3 separate regions of the Homo sapiens genome follow, and all the other regions are linked to region 1. The links are chromatin loops, found by intact Hi-C in ENCODE. Cell type or tissue: PC-9. All regions are shown on one strand.

Evidence for each region. Peaks named below come from ENCODE experiments on the same cell type or tissue, not always from the same donor. Only the 100,000 strongest peaks of a DNase experiment are listed, where the experiment ranks them.
Region 2: a loop joins it to region 1, with 14 times the contacts of the local background. A loop is called at or near these places in 81 of 110 quality-filtered maps.
Region 3: it touches region 1 in a loop (4-fold over the local background); 2 of 110 quality-filtered maps call a loop at or near these places.

What each region holds. Positions count from the first base shown.
Region 1 is chr22:36,063,650-36,068,649 of GRCh38, reverse strand. No RefSeq gene overlaps it. Among named protein-coding and RNA genes, the nearest start is that of RBFOX2, 37 kb to the right of the region's middle. In PC-9, CTCF peaks have their summits at 2,196 and 2,409; a DNase peak (open chromatin) is centred at 2,699; H3K4me3 peaks cover 1,545 bases; H3K27ac peaks cover 1,588 bases.
Region 2 is chr22:35,928,218-35,933,217 of GRCh38, reverse strand. The region is part of intron 2 of RBFOX2 (RNA binding fox-1 homolog 2); the gene reads left to right. Among named protein-coding and RNA genes, the nearest start is that of RBFOX2, 98 kb to the left of the region's middle. In PC-9, a CTCF peak has its summit at 2,077 (motif pointing left); a DNase peak (open chromatin) is centred at 2,087.
Region 3 is chr22:35,980,208-35,985,207 of GRCh38, reverse strand. All of the region lies in intron 1 of RBFOX2 (RNA binding fox-1 homolog 2), which reads left to right. Among named protein-coding and RNA genes, the nearest start is that of RBFOX2, 46 kb to the left of the region's middle. In PC-9, no CTCF peak of the experiment used is centred here; no DNase peak of the experiment used is centred here.

The DNA.
Region 1 (5,000 bases):
GGTCTCAAACTCCTGACCTCAGGTGATCCACCCGCCTCGGCCTCCCTAAGTGCTGGGATTATAGGTGTGAGCCACTGTGCCTGGCCTACCTTTGCCCATTTTTAAATTGATCTGTTTTCTACTTGTTGTTGCAATAAGAGCTCTTTATATATTCTGGATACAAGGCCCTAATCAGATATATTATCTGATTATTTGCAAATGTTTTGTAGCAACGATTGTGCTATTACTATGGTTTGGTCAGTGTTATTGTGGCTCTGTCCTTCTGGTCCACGCAGAAGTAGATGTAGGCTGTTAAAATGAGGTATGAATCTTAGCACATAAACTTGATAGTGCAAAAACTGTGACTTTCTTCTTTTTTTTTTCTTTTCCTTGAGACGGAGTCTTGTTCTGTCACCCAGGCTGAAGTGCAATGGGGTGATCTCGGCTCACTGCCACCTCTGCCTAATGGGTTCAAACAATTCTCCTGCCTCAGCCTCCCGAGTAGCTGGGATTACAGGCACCCACCAGAACTAATTTTTGTATTTTTAGTAAAGATGAGTTTTCACCATGTTGGCCAGGCCGGTCTCGAACTCCCGACCTCAGGTGATCCACCCGCCTCGGCCTCCCAAAGTGCTGGGATTACAGGCGTGAGCCACTGCACCCAGCCCTCTTCATTTTTCAATATCTGAACTAAATTTCTTTATTGATTCTCCATTGCTGTTGATGATGGAAATGTAATCTCAGTCAATTTGGGATTTTCCTACCCTCCTCAGGGTTGCAGATGGCCGTTGAGGGACTCAGATTGAGCCAAGTCCTAGGAGAGGTATCATAAACGCCCCCCGGGCATCTGCCTGCTCTTGGGTCATTGCATCAGTCAGGGGTCAACTAGAGAAATTAAAGACACAGAACAAATAGGAGATATATGATATATGTATGATTTTATATTCTCTCTCCCTCTCTCTCCATATATACATGTATTTGGGGAGGGGGGTGGGGTGAGGGTGTAGGTGTGATTATTGCAAGGAATTGGTTTATACACACAGGGCTGGCTAGGCAAGTCCGAAATTTGTAGGGCTGGTTGTTAGGAAGGCTGGAACTCTTCAGCACAAGCTGAAATTGCTATTGGCTGGCAGAATTTCTTCCTCTTCAAGGGCACCTCAGTTCTACCCATAAAGTCTTTCAGACTCACCCAGATTATCTGGGATAATCTCCCTTACTTGAAGTAAACTAATTATAGACAAATCACATCTACAAAATGCCTTCAAGCAACATCTAGATTAGTGTTTGAGGCTAGGCATGGTGGCAGATCACTTGAGCCCAAGGGTCAGAGGCCAGCCTGGGCAACAAGGCAAAACCCTGTCTCTACAAAAAAAAAAACATTAGCCAGGATTTTTTCATTTAATTATTATTTTTTAAACTAAAAGAAAAAATAGATTAGTGTTTGATCAAATAACAGGAGACCATAGTTTAGCCAAGCTGACACATAAAACTGACAAACTGACACAAAACAGACCTTGGTCAATTTGAAATCTCTGATGTGCCCCACTCCACACCCCCACCTCCTGGGCCAGCCGCCTCCTCACCGCCCAGCACAGTGCGGGGGTGGGTGGGGAGGAGCACAGGGACCACCACCGGGTGGCCTGCCTTTCTTTTTTTTATTCTTTTTTTTTTTTTTGAGACAGAGTCTTGTTCTGCCACCCAGGCTGAAGTGCAGTGGGGTGATCTCGGCTCACTGCCACCTCTGCCTCCTGGGTTCAAGCGATTCTTTTGCCTCAGCCTCGAGTAGCTGGGATTACAGGTGCCCACCCCGACTAATTTTTGTATTTTTAGTAGAGATAGGGTTTCACCATGTTGGCCAGGCTGGTCTCGAACTCCTGACCCCAGGTAACCCGCCCGCCTCGGCCTCCCTAAGTACTGGGATTAAAGGCGTGAGCCACCGCTCCAGACCGCGTGGCCTGCGTTTCTATCCCATTCTGCTATCCCTAGCCGGGAGACATCGCCAAGTTACCTAACCGCCTTTTGCCTCAGTTTCCTTACTGTGCAACGGGGATAATCATAGTCTCCACTTCCTATGGTTGTTGTGAGGAGCAAATCGGCAGGAACAGGGAAAAAGTGCTTAGAACAGTGGCTGGCAGGGCTCAGTCAATATTCTCTCATCCTGCTTCCGCTCCACTCCGGGTGTAAGGGTCTTCCGGGGTCATCGAGATCTCAGCTCTCAGATGTCCACATGTAAGGGAGATCTTACAGGGAGATCTTTCCCTGCCCCCAGCGCATAGCTAGACAAGCGGGGTGGCCTGGAGAAGAGACCGCGCAGCACGTGGGCTGCGGACCCCGAAATCGCCCTGGCCGTGCGCGCGCGCCCTCTAGAGGACGTCAGGGGAACCTCCCGTGAAGGAGAAACTACGATTGTTGGGGACCCTGGCAACTTTGCTGGGGAACAGAGAGTCACATAAAGAGAAGGCGTTTTCTTGTCCCTCTCACTTCAAAAGATACCTTTAATAGGCACGTCCTGGGCTCCCACAGCTCTCAACCGAGAGGGAGGCGCGCCATGGCCTATTGACACCCGGGGGACGGCGCCAGCAGGGGCGGCCTCCAGGGGGCGCCACGGAGCTGCTGCTCCGGCCTCTCGAGAGCAGTGGGCGGCGGGACTCAGGCCCGTGCCCGCGCCACTGGGCGTTCTTGGAAAACGCTGATTTCCTGCCATGAAATGGGCGGAGACCTCGAGAGTTTGCAATCCGGGGTATTGCTAGCTGCCAGCCGGAGGGACATCAGTCACGTGACCGCGTTCTGCCTGCAGGACCCGCTGTGAGCTCCTCCGAGCCAGGCTTCTACCTCCGCCTCCCTCGCTTGATTCCCGGACGAGTATGTCTTTAGATTTGGTCGTGCCTGTCTCCTCCCTTCTCCCTGATGCCCCAGAGGGAGCTTTAATTAGCCTCAGTGCTGCCTGACTGGAAAGCAGTCCGATGGTGAAAATCCCCTGCTGTCAAATTATCTGGGATCCCAGCCTGGCCTGTCTGGTGATGTGGCATGTTATATGTCGCAGTGGTTGACGCTGGCCACAGCAGGCTGGAGGGAAAGGAGAGGATCAGGACAAAAAGTGACACCTCGTGAGGGTTTGTGAATTCTTGCCCCTTTACTAACGTCCCAGCCAGGGTTTCTGGACCAAACTGGTGCTCTCAGACTCTGAAATCCTGCCTCAGAGGTGAAGAGGCACCCCCTGTCCCCTGCCCCTACAGGCCTCTCCGTGGGTTCATTGGAACTTCACGCACGTAGGGCCCCAAAAGCTCCCCGCAAGCTGGAAGAGAAGCAGGCGAGGGTCAGGGAAGGAGCTTGAGTTTTGGAAAAAAGCAGACCTGAGACAGGGACTCGAATCTTGTTCCTGCTAATAACTGGACCCTGGATAAATTCTTAAGTTCTATAAGCCTCAGATTCCTCATCTGTAAGATAAGCATCATAATTCCTACTTCTCAGGATTAAAGAAAATATATGGGAAGTGCCTAGCACAGAACCTAGCATGTAGTGAATAGCTAATAAATATGTGTTGAAGAAATGAATTAGCTAACTAATTAAGTCAATAATCAATGAATATTCTAAGTAGTAGAATCTCAAGCTCACAGACCCATAGAACTGGAAGCATCTTAGAGATCACGGTCCAACCCCTTTATACTAGATGTTTAGAGTACTTCCAGATCCAAGTATCATGGCAGAGTGTTTAAGAATGTGGACTAGGCCAGGTATGGTGGCTCACACCTGTAATCCCAGCACTTTGGGAGGCCAGGGTGGGTGGATCACCTGAGGAGTTCGAGACCAGCCTGGCTAACATGGCAAAACCCCGTCTCTACTAATAATACAAAATCAGCCAGATGTGGTGGCACACGCCCGTAATCCCAGCTACTCGGGAGGCTGAGGCAGGAGAATCGCTTGAACCTGGGAGACTGAGGTTGTAGTGAGCCAAGATCAAGCCATTGCACTCCAGCCTGGGCGACAAGAGCGAAACTCCATCTCCAAAAAAAAAAAAAAGAGAGAGAATGTGGACTATAGGGCCAAGCTGCTTTGGTGCAAACTCTTGCTCTGATGCTAACTAGTGTGTGATCTTGGGCAAGTTATGTAATCTCTCTTTACCTCAATTTCCTCTTCTGTAAAATGGGGATAATGGCATCTGCGTCCTAGGTTGCTAGAAAGAGAAAGAATAAGAGAATACCTTAAAAAACACCTAAGGCAGTACATGTTAACTATTGTATCAGGTGCCATCAGGGATTATGTCAGGCTCCCATCGTCTTGTCCAAAGATTAGTGGTATTCAACTTTTTTCAAACAAAAACGTATGTAAATGTCAAATTATTCATCCATTGGTTCAAAATAAATGTTGAGTATCTGCTCTGGGCTAGGGCTCATTCTAGGTATTGAGGAATACAAACTAAGCGTCTCTATTCTTATAGAGCTTACATGCTACTGGAGGGGAACATAAAATATACAAACAAATGAAAATAAATCTGTAACACATCAGGTTGTGATGAGGGCTAACCAGAAGAGTAAAGCAGGATAAAGAGAGATGCAAATAGGAAATGTGTACATGGGTTCAGGGAAGCCCTCTCTGATAAAGAGACGGTTGAGCAAAGATCTGAAGCAAGTAGGAGAGTAATCACTGTTGATATCCGGAAGGAAGAGCAATCCAGGCAGGGGGAACAGCCAGTGCAATGGCCCTGAGGTAGGAGAGTGCTTAGCATAATCAAGGACAGCATGACTGGAGGAGAGGGAGCAAGGGAGAGGGTGGTAGATGAGGTCAGAGAGGTAGTCAAGGATGGTGAGAAGTGGTTGGATTATGGGAACATTTTAAAGATGGAGGTGGCCAGGCATGGTGGCTCATGCCTTTAATCCCAGCACTTTGAAAGGCCGAGGTTGGTGGATCCCTTGAGTTCAGAAGTTCGAGAGCAGCCTGGCCAACACGGCAAAACCCCATCTCTAATAAAAACACAAAAATTAGCCGGGTGTGGTGGCACATGCCTGTAGTCCCAGCTACCC
Region 2 (5,000 bases), 140 kb after region 1:
CAAAGCACAGAGACTGTCAAATGAATCTCCCAGTCTTAGTTATATAGGTAGTAAGTAAAGAATTGGACTTGAACCCCGATTTTCAGCCTCCATGTCTTGTATTTCCCTTTTGTATTTGTCTGTCAGTGTCTCTCTGAATATAAGTGTTCTTTTGCTGGTGTGACAAGATAAGATATTCTGGAATCTTTGGAGAATGTGGGAGCATGAAGTCTTCATATGACTTGAAAGTTCTTGAGTAACTTATTTCTGTCAAGTTTTCTATCTTGTTTGTTAAAATAACTTATGATCTAAATTTTATCTTTTCATATTTTAAATACAAAGAAAAATGTCATGTTGTCAATTTTTTTGAGACTCTGTTGCCCAGGCTGGAATGAAGTGGCGCAATCTTGGCTCACTGCAACATTTGCCTCCCGGGTTCAAGTGATTCTTCTGCCTCAGCCTCCTGAGTAGCTGGGATTACAGACATGCGACACTAAGCCTGGCTAATTTTTGTATTTTTAGTAGAGACAGTGTTTTGCCATGTTGGCCAGGCTGATCTCAAACTTCTGACCTCAGGTGATCTGCTCACCTCAGCCTCCCAAAGTGCTGGAATTACAGATGTGAACCACCACGCGGGGCCCATTCTTTGATGTTTAAAATGCTTGTCAATGACTTCTCAAAACTATATTTTTTTCTTCAATTTTCTAAAATTCTGTTGAAAGACACAATGTCCCATTGATTAGCAGAAACAAGTGGGAACATCAAAGGAGATGCTTAAGTTGACAAATATAACATAGACAATTATAGATTTAAATTCAGAGTGGCAGCCTTACTTTTAATAAGAGGGTAAATTTAAAATGACCTAAGGGTTTCTTTTCTTAACAAGTATTTTCTTTCCTCAAGATTTTTTTTTTCTTTTTTCTAACCAGTTTTTTCATGGGTAGAAAATGAACTTTATTTTAGTCAAATTTTTGCAATGAACTTTCAAGGCTTTTTTTTTATTGGGAGCTGTGGACAACAGCAAATATATCTTCTGTAGTGCTCATTTGGCTTGATTGAAGAAATGATGACTACTTTTCTTCCCTCGGGGATAGTTGGTGGAATGGAGGACATGGTAAGTGTGTTCAGGTTCTAGCTTAGTGCTTTTGAGCTTAAAAAAAGACTGACCCCAAGGAGGCAGTTGCTTTTATGTCATGACCCAGTATACACACATACATATATGTTGACTATAACTTAGAATTAGTCTTACCAAATGCTGCCTATCTTAACCATGTTCTAAGTACTGTGATATTTTCTGTCCCCTTCAAAAAATTGTCGATTGTGACTAACGATTGACCAAAATTGATTTCTGCTGGATTTTTCCTGGACCCACTAATGGATTGCAACCTGTTTGAAAAACATTGTTCTAATACTTACATTCCTTAAAAATGCAACCTTAAAGAAACCTCATGCCTTTATTTTTTTGAGATGGAGTCTCACTTTGTCACCTAGGCTGGAGTGCAGTGGCATGATCTCTGCTCATTGCAACCTCCACCTCCCAGGCTCAAGTGGTCCTCCTACCTCAGCCTCCTGAGTAGCTGGGACCGCAGGTGTGCACCTCCATGCCCAGCTAGTTTTTGTATTTTTGGTAGAGATGGGGTTTCACCATGTTGCCCAGGTTGGTCTTGAACTCCTGAGTTCATGCGTTCCACCCGCCTCAACCTCCCAAAGTGCTGGGATTACAGCCGTAAGCTTCCATGCCGGGACACAAGAAACCCCATACCTTTTAGCAGTCACTCCCCTACTTTCCATCTCTCCACCCAAGCTCTAAGGCCCCCCAGCTGGAGACTGAATTAAAATGGTTCAGAAGTAAAACGTTACCCCTTCTGTATCTCGCAATCTATAATAATTTTCTTTCTGATCCTCTTTTTTTTTTTTTTTTTAACTAAACATGCTTTTGCTTTGCTCTTAAATTACAGGAAGTGTGAAATTGCTTTTTTTCCCCCCTGTTAGGTTGTCTAGAACCCCACTTTCAGCCTTTGTGCAAAGCTTTTTCAAACTGTTGCTTCTGTCCAACATCTGACCTCAGGTCACCCATCAATAGTTTAGGTCCTTCTGTGGTGTTGTCCTTACACCCTCTAGTGGATGAAGGTCTGGTATATGCTGTAGTGTCTAGTGTTCTTGTAGCACTTTTCTCAATCCATGTAATCAGCTTTACTATTACATTTTAGATCATTTCATTCTTCAAACAGTTAAAAATCTTTTCACTCCAGGAAAGACTGTTTTATTTCTTCTGCTGCTCACTGCCATGCTAAGTAATATGCTTATTCTGCTGTTTCATGATTTGTCCAAATTTTGGCACTATTCTTTGGCTTCCTACTGTTGAAGATGAGAAATTAGCAATTTTATTTTATTTTATTTTTATTTTTTGAGACAAGGTCTTGTTGTGTTGCCCAGGCAGGAGTGCAGGTGTGTCATCTTGGCTTACTGCAACCTCCGCCTCCTGGGTACAAGTGATTCTTGTGCCTCATCCTCCCCTGTAGCTGGCATTACAGGCGCACACCACCAAACCCGACTACTTTTTATATTTTTAGTAGAGATGGGGTTCCTCTGTGTTGGCCAGGCTGATCTCGAACTCCTGACCTCAAGTGATCCGCCTGCTTCAGCCTCCCAAAGTGCTGGGATTACAGGTATGAGCCACTGCGCCTGCCCAGAAATTAGCAGTTTTATAGACCTCTTTCCTTCTAATAAAGCCATTTTTTGGGTCAAATCAATATTTATTGATTTGTGAATATATAATAATTATTATGACTATTTATTTTATATCCAAACAAAATATTATTACTTTGCCTGTCTTACATATTTGTTTCCCTTGGAGTTACTATGTAGAGAAAATAAATATAAATATGTATTTGGCTGTTGCTTTTTAAAAAGCTCTATGGCCAGCGCAGTGGCTCACGCCTGTAATCCCAGCACTTTGGGAGACTGCGGCGGGGGAATCACCTGAGGTCTGGAGCTCGAAACCAGCCTGGCCAACATGGGGAAACCCTATCTCTACTAAAAATACAAAAATTAGTGGGGCATGGTGGCGGGTGCCTGTAATCCCAGCTACTTGGGAGCTGAGGCACGAGAATCGCTTGAACCCAGGAGGCGGAGGTTGCAGTGAGCTGAGATTATGCCACTGCACTCGAGCCTGGGCGACAGAGTGAGACTCCGTCTCAAAAAAAAAAAAAAAAAAAAAAGTTCTATTAAGATGTCATTTCTATACCTAAAATTTACTCAATGTAAGTGACTTGTTCAGTGATATTTAGTAAACGTATAGAGTTGTGTCACAGTCCAGCTTTAGTACATTTCCCTCATTCCCCAAATTCTTTCAAATTCTTTTGCAGTCATTCCCTGCTCCCTCTCCAGTCCTCCCTCTCTCCCCCAGCCAACCACTGCTCTGCTTTCTGACTTTATAAAATTGCCTCTTTTGTGCTGGACACGGTAGCTCATGCCTGTATACCAGTACTTTGGGAGGCCGAGGCAGGAGGATCCTTTGAGCCCAGGAGTTCAAGACCAGCGTGGGCAACACAGCGAGACCATGTCTCAAAAAAAACAAAAAAAATGGTCGCTTTTGGACATTTTATATAAATGGAATTATATGATATATGTAGTCTTTGGCATGAGATTTCTTACAATTAGTATAATGTTTTTGAGGTTCATCCAGGTTGTAGTATGTATCACTGTGTCATTTTTTATTTTTTTTTGCTAAATAATATTTCATTATAGTGATGTATCACCTTTTGTTTATTTGTTTACCAGTTGGTAGATATTTGTATTGTTTCCAACTTGGCTATTATGAATAGTGCTGATATGAAGAATTACCTGCAAATCTGTGTGTTGACATACTTTAATTTCTCTTGGGTAGATTTCTAGGAGTGGAATTACTGAGGCAATGGTAAACTCATGTATAATTTCTTCTTTTTAAGAGAAATAAGCCAGTGTGGTGGCTCATGCCTGTAATCCCAGCACTTTGGGAGGCTGAGGTGGGTGGATCACTTGAGGTCAGGAGTTTGAGACCAGCCTGGTTAACCCAGTTAAACCCCATCTCTACTAGAAATACAAAAATAAAATAAATAAAATAAAATAATAATAATCATAATAAAAGAGAAATGAGGTCGCCAATGCTGGAGTGTGGTGGTGCAATCATAGTTCAATTTAGCTTTGAACTCCTGCCTCAAGTGATCCTCCTGTCTCAGCCTCCCTGAGTAGCTGGTATTACCAGCTTGAGACAACGTGGCCTCATGCATAACTTTTAAAGAAACCACAGACTGTTTTCCAAAGTGGCTTGGTTTTATCTAACTTTTTGTTATAATGAGTGTATGGTAATAGCTCATTGTGGTTTAATTTGCATTTCCCTAATAATTAAGTAGGTACCTTTTCATGTGCTTATCAGCCACTTATGTTTGCTTTGGTGAGATGTCTATTCAGGTCTTTTGCCCACTTTTTATTTGGTTTTTCTTCTTATTGAGTTGTAAGAAGTCTTTATATATTCTGGGTACAAGTTCTTTGTCAGATTTACAATTTGCAAATATTTGTTCTCAGTTATGAGGTTTTGTAATATGTATCTTCGTCCTTCTCCAATAAAAGAAAACAGAATTGTTTTCATCCATATTTGCTAAGTTTGCATAAATTCTGAATAACTATTTTATGAAAGCAACTATGAAAACAGGCATTTGCCTCTCTGCTGAGGCCTGGTGGTTCCTTCAAAGAAGATTTGCAGGTTTGTAGTGGCTTCGTGCTTGGCTACAGCCTTCTCCCGATGCTTGGTGGCAAGCATGTTTGGGCAGGAAAGCTCTTCATGTGATGAAGAGAAATTGTGCTGCTTTCTGCATGTCCTAAGGTATATGGCAGAGTGAGGATCAGCTAGGTTCATTGGCTTTTATTTTTTTAAACTGTAGCTTCTATATAAAGCTGTTTTGTGGCAATTTCTCTGCAGACAGACAGACAGACACCCCTGCCCCCCCAACAGACACAGACACACACACATATGCACACAC
Region 3 (5,000 bases), 83 kb after region 1:
GTTGTTCATTCAAAATATTCATTGTGTCTGTAGCAAGAGTCAATTCTGAGAGTGTGAAAAGGAATGTGATAAAGTCTCCTTTCTTGATTTGGTCTTGAGGGACCAAATGAGTCTACTTTGGAACAGCCACCATCCACCATTACTGTGTCACATTATGTTGTCATCTTTTCTTCGCATCATCTGGAATTTTAAAAATTTGTCTCCTTGTTTACTGGCTGTCTTCCCAAGTACTTGAGTGTAAGCACTGTGAAGCCAGTGACTGTGTCTCATTTAATGTTGTATCTCCATTGCCTGTCACTTAGTGAATTCTCGGTATTTGTTGAATGAATGACTAAAGGAGGCATTTGAACTCAGCTTTGAAAGATGAATAGGAATTTTCTATGCAGACTGGGTAAGGGTGTTCCAGACATAGATACTGGGGTGAGCAGAGTCATGGAGACATGAAAATACATAGTATATTCTTGTGCTTCTTTCGGGCTGGGTTTGTTCATGTGCCACAAAAAGCTATTTTTGATACAGAAAGACCATCTGGATTTGAAGGACTCTAGATCTTTGGTTAAAAAAAAATTGAGAAACTAAATGTGTTTCTGAGCCAACTTCAGTATAGCTTTTTCCCCTCTGTAAGTCTTTTAGCCAGATGCTGGGCATTCATTATCATTAATGATTTATAGACCTTTACCAACATATTTACCACAGTTTTATTATATAACAGATGTGAAACAAGGGTATGGTTCCAATGTGCCTTCAGTCTAGCAACACACTCTGCCTTGTGCAAAGCAGTCTAATATTTTGCAAGTCCAGAACAACTGGCAGTATGTAGTTATTTTTAGAGTATATAATGGACTAAGTGGTGAGTTTCTGAGGGCATAGGGCAGAGGTTCTCAATATTAGCCAACTGTGCGTTAGAATCACCTGGGAAGCTTTTAAACATTTCAGTGCTTAGGCCATACCCTACCCAGACCAATTAAATCAGGAACTCTGGGGGCAGGACCCAGGAATCAGGTTTGTTTTTTTAAACATCTTCAGATGATGCTAGTATGCAGTAAGGTTGAGAACCATTGGCCTAGGGGGACACAAACAAGGGAAGGAGACAGATTTTTGAAGCTTGTTGTAAGTTGTTGAGGTATAAGGAGGGATCCCCAAGAGGTCAGTCATTAAGAAGATTAGGTAATTGAAGAGAATTATTAAAAAAATTATCTGAGTGGAAGAGGAGAGCTATTTTAGGGAATCAGTTTAGAAATGTATGATTTTTAGAGCAGTTGAACATACAGAGATTGGAAATCTTACAGATGGTGTCAGAGATAAACAGAGTGTGCCTGGTCGTTGAGGAGGAAGAGAGCTTGGATTCCAAATTATTCATCGACTCTAGCTTTCTAGTCACATGTAATGAGAAAACATTGTACTTGAAGTAAAATGGTCATGGGTCATAGTTCTAGATTCCCACTAATTAGTTGTGTTCATTTAGTTCAGTTAACCAACCATTTATCAAGTGCCGAACACTGTTGGACACTGGAGACAAATTAGATACAGGTCTTGCCATCCAGGATTTGATGATCTAGGAAATTTTTTTGTGTAGCCGTAGTTAAGCAGTTATTAACATCTCTGGGTCATTCTCCATTTGCAAAATGTGGTGATATGATGTTATTTCTGAGATTGCTTTTAGCTCTAACATCTTACCACAGTGATTCAAAGTAAAATCTAATAAGAATCAGCATCTCCTAAAAGTAATTATTATAGTTTTCTTCAATAGAAAAAAAAATCCAGGTAAAAAAATGGCCAAGGGGTCTAAACTGAGACAATCTTAGAAACTTACTATATCCCTTTCCTGTCTTACTTTTCTATCAGGTTCTGTTTGATTTTGACAACTATAGTTAATAAGGAAGGTTCAAGAGCAGATGCCCCTGGTAGGGGGCGGGTAGTAGCTGGTGGATTAGAGCTAAAGTAGAGCTGGTAAAAGCCTCCTGGTTGCAGAGCTGAGGGCAGATTGGGCAGGTGCACTACTAAGGTATGGTTTTGAGATCTACTATTTCCAGCACCTTGTTGAAAAGTTGATAGCTACATTCATCACCCAGGTGAAGTCTACCATAATGAGGAAAAAATTGCTTATCTTGCCAGCAGCCCTCAGGATAAACTTAGGAGAACTGGGGAGATTTGTTTTTCTGATGATTCTTGGATTTTGTAGTGCAGTCATTGTTTGCTTTGCTGCCTTGTAGGGGAGGAAGGGAAGAGGCTAAGGGGAGAGGGTGGGTGAAACAGCTGTCAAAGAAAGAGGAGTCCTGAAAAGCTATTTGTGTTTGGGAGCTGGAGCTCAATGGTAGGGCTGTGGTAGTTTTGTAGGCCACACTCTCTTGTTGCTGTTTTGCTTTTGGGACATAACACTAATAAATAGGATTAGTGGTTTTTTTTTTTTTTAAACGATACCCTTAGCTTGTTAGAGTTAAAACAGCTTTTGTTCTAAAACACTCTATCAGAGACTATTAAAGAATGATTTTTCTTATATAACTGTTGCACTCAACATGTTCCATTGTAGGGACTGTAGCATGGTTTCTATTCAGATATCCTGGACCCTCAGACCTCAAATTACCGTCCAACCATTTCCTTTTCTCCTACCCACTTCCCTGTTCATTCTGCAGTTCTTGTAATCACCCCAGCAAATGTTTATTTAGCGCCCGTATGCCCTGTACCATGCTGGCTGTTGAGGATGTGGAGGGAGGCAGAGAGAGAGAGACAGTCCATGACCTCAGGGGCTCCCAGTGTAGTAGGGAGACTGGTACCAACAAGACCTATAATGTGGTAAGTGCATTAAGAGAATTGAGTAAATGGGGAGATGGGGGGAGGAGGGTCTAAACTAGCTGGGACCGGTGGAAGTCAGGGAAAGGGACCTGGGGGATGTAACAGGAGCTATCCTTCTGTGTTTTAAACAGTAGAAAGAATAGAGAAATACTGGTTTAATGGGTAGAACACAGGGTGGGGGAATTAGGACTCTTCCTTTTCGGTCTTTTGTGTTCAAAAGTATAGCAGCTTTCTTTGCTTCTTGCTCCTAGCATCAGATTATCTATTCCCCTGGAATTATGTGGGTTGGAGAAGAATGGAAAGGAATTTGCCCACCTGCATGGAGAGAGAGGGAGGCAGTAGGGATGTGGGTGTTTAAAAGCCCTTGGCATGATTGGCTGTAAGTACAGATGGCTATTTGTGTTACCATTATTGTAGCTGTTATGCCTACATTCCCTTTGGTGTGCCTCTCTACAGGGATAATTGTGGGGTCCTGACTTATAAGTCTTCCTGCTGCTGGATAAAATAGATGCTGATGTGTTGTGCGTTACAGGGTATACAGTGAATTCTGTGTGGGCTGTCTTCTTACTGCTGCCTTGATCTTTTGGGGCCTCAAACATAAGGGGAAAATGACTAATTTTGTGTGTGCAAATTCACATTGGTGAAAACCAGTAAAACCATAAAAATGGTTATATTCAATTTTCCTAAGGGATTGACCTCCAAATGAAGCTAAAATTAACTTTGGTGAATGCTTATATTTTTAAATTTTTAATTCTAATTTTTTTTTTTTTTTTGAAATGGAGTCTTGCTCTGTCACCCAGGCTGAAGTGCAGTGGCATGATCTTGGCTTACTGCAATCTCAGACTCCTAGGTTCAAGGGATTCTTATGCCTCAGCCTCCTGAGTAGCTGTGACCACAGGCGGGCACCACCACACCTGGCTAATTTTTGTATTTTTAGTAGAGATAAGGATTTACCATGTTGGCCAGGCTGGTCTCGAACTCCTGGCCTCAAGTGATCTGCCCACCTTTCCTCCCAAAGTGCTGGGATTACTGGTGTGAGCCACCACGCCTGGCTGAATGTTTGGATTTTTGAAAGCATTAAATACCAAGGGCTGAGTATCTAGGGAAAAGGTGATTTGTCTGTGAAATCCAAGGAACTGGCTACATTCTGTGTATAACTCTGAGGGAAATAGAACAGAAAGAGGATGGGCTTTACAGTTGCTCTGCATATTTTTTGTTGTGGGACCTTGCTCAATCTACCTAACTTTTCTCAAGCCTCAGTTTTTTCATTAGTAAAATGAAGATAATAATTACTACCATAACGTTGTTTTGGTGATTAAAAATTTATTATTCCACTACTAAAAGCCTTTCAAAGGCTTCTTTCTTAGTATTTATGTCCCAACAGAATGGAATCACTTGCTATCTTTTTCTCCTCTGTGCTTTTTTACCATTTTTCTTGTATCTCTTTTTACCTCTCTACTCAGAAAATTCTCCATAAAGTAAAACACATAACATAAATACATAAGCGTGCAAAGTCAGGTTGCTCCTTAGATCTCAGCCAAATGGTATTTTGTTTTCAAGGAAGCCTTTCCTGAGCCCGATCCCATTCCAGTCTGGAAGATGTCCTTTCTTTTAATTTGTCTGTCCCACCTGCTAAACTGTAAGTTCTCTGAGGGCAGAGATTGTCATATTTACTATTGGGTCTTCCTCTTTTTTGTCTTGTAAATGGTGTATGGTCTGTATGCAAGCTGCTTGCAAAACTCAGGGCAATACCAAGAGACATAGCACCCCCCACCCCCGCCCCAATTGATTTATAACCAGAAGAAAACCGCTTAATTTTCACCTAATTGATGGTAAAGCCTGGTTACTTTGGGGATAAATTTGGCTTTGAAAGTAAACCTGATGCTTTGTGCTTTGGTAGATATTTAACTTCTGTTCTCTTTCATACACAAGAGTTACTCCTTTGCTTTGAGTAGAAAACCATTAGAAAACCAGGGTAGAACTTTTGGCAATTATCCAGTTTAGTAATTGGGCCAAATAGTTCTAATCTCACCACAACCACTACTTCTTAGAAAATGATCTCTTTAAACAAAACATGGAACATCTCTGAGGATGAAAACCTAAGGGAAGGAATAGTTGGAGATCCCCAAATATACTCATATAGATTCCCCCCATTCTTTTTCCTATTTATGGGTGTTCAAGCCTTGGAGAGATGTGTGTGTGTTGAT